2 separate regions of the Homo sapiens genome follow, and region 2 is linked to region 1. Evidence: chromatin contacts called from ENCODE Hi-C or POLR2A ChIA-PET data. All regions are on one chromosome and are shown on one strand. The core of a region is the stretch at or near the end of the contact, and the rest is flanking DNA. Distances in the headings are between cores, read along the strand shown. Region 1 has its middle 44 kb from the start of LINC01331. Region 2 has its middle 24 kb from the start of ENC1.

Region 1 (2,700 bases), core at 68-2,567:
AGTCTCTCCCAACTTTTTCCTTTCCATGCTTACTGAAAAAAGAAAACCACTCCTAGATACTTGCTCCAGATTCTCTGCTGGAACCAGGCCATGCCCAAGCTCTCCAAAGAGCCTCTGTGAAGCCCCGGCTTTCCAGTTTTGAGGACCCTCGATCTTGAGGTGGTCTTCCTACCCTCAGATTTGGCTAATGTGGGAGGCGAGTTGAGGAATTTTATTTAAAAGCAATATTACTGTTGAACCTTGACTACTAGTCATGAACAAGTTTGCCACTAAAAACAGCAACACTGGAGCCCCACCCTCAAGCTTGAGGCCCCAAGCCACATGGCCTGCTCATCCCCTATTTCTCATGTAGGATCTGTGTTTGTTCCCACACAAATAATTCCCCAGAAGCCTGTGTAGCAGAAATGTGGATAACGTAGTAGTTCTTCACATTTGGGGGAACATAAAGGTATTTAAAGGAATAGACCTATTCTCTAGAAAAAGTATACATCACAAAATTTGCATGAAATTTTGAAAAGCTTTGCACCCATCACCTCCACAGCCCTCTTGGACTTTAAGAGATCTGTGGGACCTGAACCACAGATGGAAGTCAGGGTGAAGGATATACGGAAAGTGTTTACTTCCCCAGGGAGAATGGGAAGCCAGCCCCCACCTGCATTCCAAGAAAAGTCTGTCACCCCATCTTTCATACTTGGTTGATTGTTCCTGGGAACCAACTATGAAAGAACTCAGCTCAAGTAGCAGTGGATTGGGTGCAGGGGGGTTTCAGGAAAAGCACCATCTCGAGATCCTTCTCAGGGACTTGCAGTGAGGAGAGGAAGCCTCGAGCCTCTGCTGCCCACCACAGAAGGCTTAAGCTGCAAACCTTGGAAACTGTCAGGCTATCAGTCGAATTCTCATGAAACACATACTCTGCCTCTAGCTGGAACTAGGTGCTATGGGAAAAGGGGCATTTCCAAAAAAATGCATAAGACAAAGTCACTATCTTGAGTAGATCAAAATCTCTTTGGTGATTGCAAAACACACTTCATTTTAAAAAAACAAAGAGCAAAGCCCTATGGTCAGAGGTCCATCATGGTCTAAATCCAGAATATATTATATCTGGAATATATATACCTAGAATATAGACACCTAGGTCCAAGAGAGCAGAAAGGCTTCCCGGAGAGGGTGGAGCCTAAACTGGACTTATTTTATGTTTCCCTCTGACTACTGTTGTCTTCAAAGAACACTGTCTTCTACCCCACCTCCACCTTAATCCACTAGAATCTGTTTCTCAAATATTGTCTTAGCAACCCGTTTACTGATTAACACTGACAAGCCAAACAGGCCAGCATCAATGCTGCCGCCGAACTCTGACCTCTGGCTCTGGGCTGCTTTTCTTTTTTTTTTTTTTTTTCATTTTGAGATGGAGTTTCGCTCTTGTTGCCCAGGTTGGAGTTCAATGGCACAATCTCGGCTCACTGCAACCTCTGCCTCCCAGGTTCAAGCGATTCTCCTGCCTCAGCCTCCCAAGTAGCTGGAATTACAGGCATGCACCACCACACCCGGCTAATGTTTGTATTATTAGTAGAGATGGGGTTTCACCATGTTGGCCAGGCTGGTCTCGAACTCCTGACCTCGTGATCCACCTGCCCAAGCCTCCCAATGTGCTGGAATTACAGACGTGAGCCACCGCGCCCAGCCTCTGGGCTGCTTTTCTAACATCAAAGAGTGTCAAGGTCAGAGGGACTTTAGAGGTCACCCAGTCCAAATTCCCTTCCCCTCCTTAGGAAAGAGACATCTGGGAACAAGTTCTGCAGACTCCCTAGAAGAGTGAACCTAGTGGCTGTGGAAGTCTGGCCAAGAAAATCAGCCTCAAAGAAGCAGAAGCTGTTAGGACACAAAACACACCTGAACAGTCTCACTGGTGTGAGTAAACGCAATCACCTGGGAGACGCAGGCATCATCACACCCAATTGTGTAATTATAGCCACACATTGAATTAACCCTCAATCCAACCCCAAATCACCAGACCAACCCTGTTGTAGTTATCATGCCTAAATCTCCAACTTGGTGTGAAAGTTAGACAGTTTGTACCCAAGCGATCTTAGCCCAACTTAGAACTCCTGGAGAGCAAGGATTGATCTTCATTCATTTGTGCATCTCAAAGCCTAGTGCAAGGTCTGATATTCAATAGACAGCTTAATGTGGCTTTGTTGAACTGAGCTGGATTGTACTGAATGATACAGAATTCATTATTATGAGTCAGAGCAATACAAACTACAGGAAATTTGAGTGACTGGAAAGAAATCAAAAGAGGCGCCGCAGCTGACGCCTATAATCCTAGCACTTTGAGAGGCTGAGGTGGGTGGATTTTTTGAGCCCAGGAGTTCAAGACTGGCCTGGACAATATAGTGAGACCTCTGTCTCTCCAAAAAATACAAAAATTAGCCAGGTGTGGTGGCATGCTCCTGCAGTCCCAGCTACTCAGGAGGCTGAAGTGGGAGGCTCATCTAAGCCCTGGAAGTTGAGGTTTCAGTGAGCCGTAATCATGGCACTGCACTCCAGCCTGGGCGACAGAGTGAGACACTGTCTCAGAAAATAAAAAATAAATAAAACAAAAAGATGAGGAAACCGACTCCCCTCTTCAATTCCCCAATCACCCTCAGGATCCCTCAATCCAGAGAGAAATATCCATTCATAAGTACTGTAATAAAGGCA
Region 2 (2,700 bases), core at 1-2,500, 35 kb after region 1:
ATAGCAAGCTAAAATGTCAACTTTTTTCAGTTGGGCTCTTGGTGCACTTTTGGGCACCATCCCAAAATAGGTGGGACGTAAAGACCCAAACCTCACTTCCAAAACTGTTTCTTCTAATTCCCTGGAAGATATTCCTATCAGAAACTATGACAATAAGGTTAAATAACAAGTTGAGTACTTATTACTGTTTAAATCAATACAGTTTTATGCACCACACTATAAAAGCAACAGCCTGAGTTACTTAGATATTTTAATTTGGGTAAAAAGAAGATTGAAATTATATTTATCAGGCTGAAATATAAAAAGTCTCCAGTCAACTTTTTCTGCATTGAAAAAACTTGTTCTTCATTATCTGTCATTTCTCCTTCAGTTTAAATTCTAAGATGAATTGACAAGAAGGCAGGTGGCTGTCAGTGATTCTATTTCAGCTCGTCAATATTTCCTCTGGATGAAGGACAACATACTGATTAGGTTTAACTTCATCTTCTTTTAACATTTCAACAGAAGGGGCTCTTCATGGAAGTCGCTGAATAACTCTCAAATTATAAATAATTTCATGAGATAAAAAGGGAGGCCCCAGACTTTTTTTTTCTGTGACTAATATGGTTTCTGCTCCTCCCTCCTTAAGACTTTTAATTAAATCAGAGACAAGCTGGAAACAATGTGTCAGCTTTTTAATGAGCTTTAATTGTCACCACAGAAAATTAAGCATAGGCTGAGAATCAGGATTCAAGATCAGCTGTAAACCCCAGACTGGTAACCAGTTCTGATCCCATGTTGATGTGAGAGCTTTGTCTTTGGGGTAGAGAGAGGGTTCAGAGAAAACCTGCTTGGAACACAGAAAGCTAAGTTGCTACAGACAGGATTCTACCCATTCAGACTACTATCAGTCATTTCCTACACTCTTAGAGTTTGGCCAAGGGATGCAAGATGAGGATTACCGCCTGCAATGCTTGCCCCACTAAGAGGCCCAGACTCTTCTCAGGTCCTGGCAGATGGCATCAAGATAGTTGTTAGGTCCACAACTACGCCAATTGTCAGGTCCAGGGTCAGGTTCGGGCCCGTACTGAGGTCCGAGGGGAGTGGGTGGATAGGCGAATAGCTGAAAGAACACTCGGGGGGCTCTAAGCAGGTGAAATGTAGTTTTATTCAACAGCTCTCTCACCGGCAGCTCTATTACACTGTCCGCCTTTATCTCGGCGGTCTGCTGCGGCTCCGCAGCTCCTCTCAGCAGCCGGCTCTGCGGCTTGGCTGCTCCCACACACAGCTGCACGGCCGGCTCTCCCTTGTCTTCAAGGTCAACAGCTTAACTCTTTCCCTCTGGCCACCAGCGCCAGCCATGTCGAGCTGTGCCATGCCCTGGCTCCCCTCTGTCCATCTGCAAGACAGACAGCTCTGGTTCTCTTTCTCTGGGCGCCAGTGCACCCCCAAGCCATGTCAAGCTGAGCCCAGGAGTGCCTGTACAGTGTCAGCAGGGCAGTTATACCTTTTACAGACCATAGTAAGTAAATTCCGAGCCAAGAATGAGCTTACGTAAACAGGTTATATAACAAGTGGAGGTGTGCACCTGCGCAACAATCCCACTGACTCAAGCAGGCCTGGATGTCAGCCTCAGCCTAATTCTTGACCAATGTACACCCATATACCTTACAATAGTGATGTCAACTTGTAGTCTTTTCCAAGGCATTTTTCTTTAGGCATCTTCCAAAACTATACAGAAGAAACAGAAAACTGACCTGAAGAAAGACACGTGCCGAAGAGGGGTCAGGATATATAATAAACTGAAGGTGACCAGTGTGGGCTTCTCCTGCTTCCAAAGCCAGAAGGTTCTTGCAGATGTATTTAATCAACCTATCTTTTTCCTGAATTACATTCTAGCAGTTTGAAAAAAAATAATGAGAGGAGAAATCGCTGTGGAACTCAGTGTCTTTGTTATCTATTTCACAACAATGCTCAAAGGTCTCCACTGGAAAATCTTGAATAGATGTAATAGGCAGGCATGCTTTTAAAATGATTGGAAAGTGCGGGGGCCATAATGCTATTGTAGAACCACATTATTTTACAATGCACTTTAAATGGTTCCCAAATCCTTTTATTTAAAACCCCAAGATAGGAGGACTAGTTTTTCTCAAAGAAACCACGACTATTTCCTTCTCAGAGAATAAGCTGTTAGAGCTGGTAAGACATTAGCAAATAGCCCATCTGAGCTACAAAGAGCAAATAGCCCATCTGAGCTACAAAGAAAAATAATGGTTTTGTTTTGTTAACCTGGAGAAGCGACATACCTTTAAGGCTTTTTTAATGGATTGCCACAGGATAATTGCTACTGCTGTTAAGCAGAATGTTCTATTTGGATATTAGCTCATTTATGGGGCAGAGTTAGGAAGAGTTTTTGCCCAGGTGACTTGTAACAAAATGAAATAAGCAGATGTTACGTATCTTGAAATTACCACCAGGTTTTTATGCGTTGTTAGGTGCTGAGATGCTCTGAAAATTTTGTCTAAAATTGCAGCGTAGTTGTGAACAGAGCAGTCGTATCACTATGCTCGGGCAGATTGTGCCAAACACTGAGACGTTTTCAAAACCATTTAGTCATCTCCCCAAATATAAAAAAGAAAGGGAAGAAAGAATCCCTCTGGAAGTGAGCTGCTCAAAGATGGGTCACTGGGGCAATCTCGTCCCCTCTAAAGTCTTCCCCTC

Evidence for each region. Hi-C counts contacts between places; a loop is a spot of excess contacts on that map. ChIA-PET counts read pairs that join two places held with the same protein, here RNA polymerase II (POLR2A). Pooled maps may share reads with other maps.
Region 2: a loop to region 1 is called in a map of Caco-2, with 5 times the contacts of the local background. The contact joins two enhancer-like sites. A Hi-C loop is called at or near these places in 5 of 168 maps with a recorded cell type or tissue (Caco-2, GM12878, HepG2 and 2 more), 3 of 37 single-sample maps with no recorded cell type and 14 of 50 pooled maps. POLR2A ChIA-PET finds 5 or more read pairs at or near these places in 8 of 52 experiments (H1, OCI-LY7, Panc1 and 4 more).

The regions. Positions count from the first base shown.
Region 1 is chr5:74,579,919-74,582,618 of GRCh38, forward strand. No RefSeq gene overlaps it. Among named protein-coding and RNA genes, the nearest start is that of LINC01331, 44 kb to the left of the region's middle. Within about 2 kb of position 1,318, at least 3 of the 41 ENCODE cell types and tissues checked have a DNase peak (open chromatin) inside an H3K27ac peak, as active enhancers do.
Region 2 is chr5:74,615,426-74,618,125 of GRCh38, forward strand. No RefSeq gene overlaps it. Among named protein-coding and RNA genes, the nearest start is that of ENC1, 24 kb to the right of the region's middle. Within about 2 kb of position 1,251, at least 2 of the 41 ENCODE cell types and tissues checked have a DNase peak (open chromatin) inside an H3K27ac peak, as active enhancers do.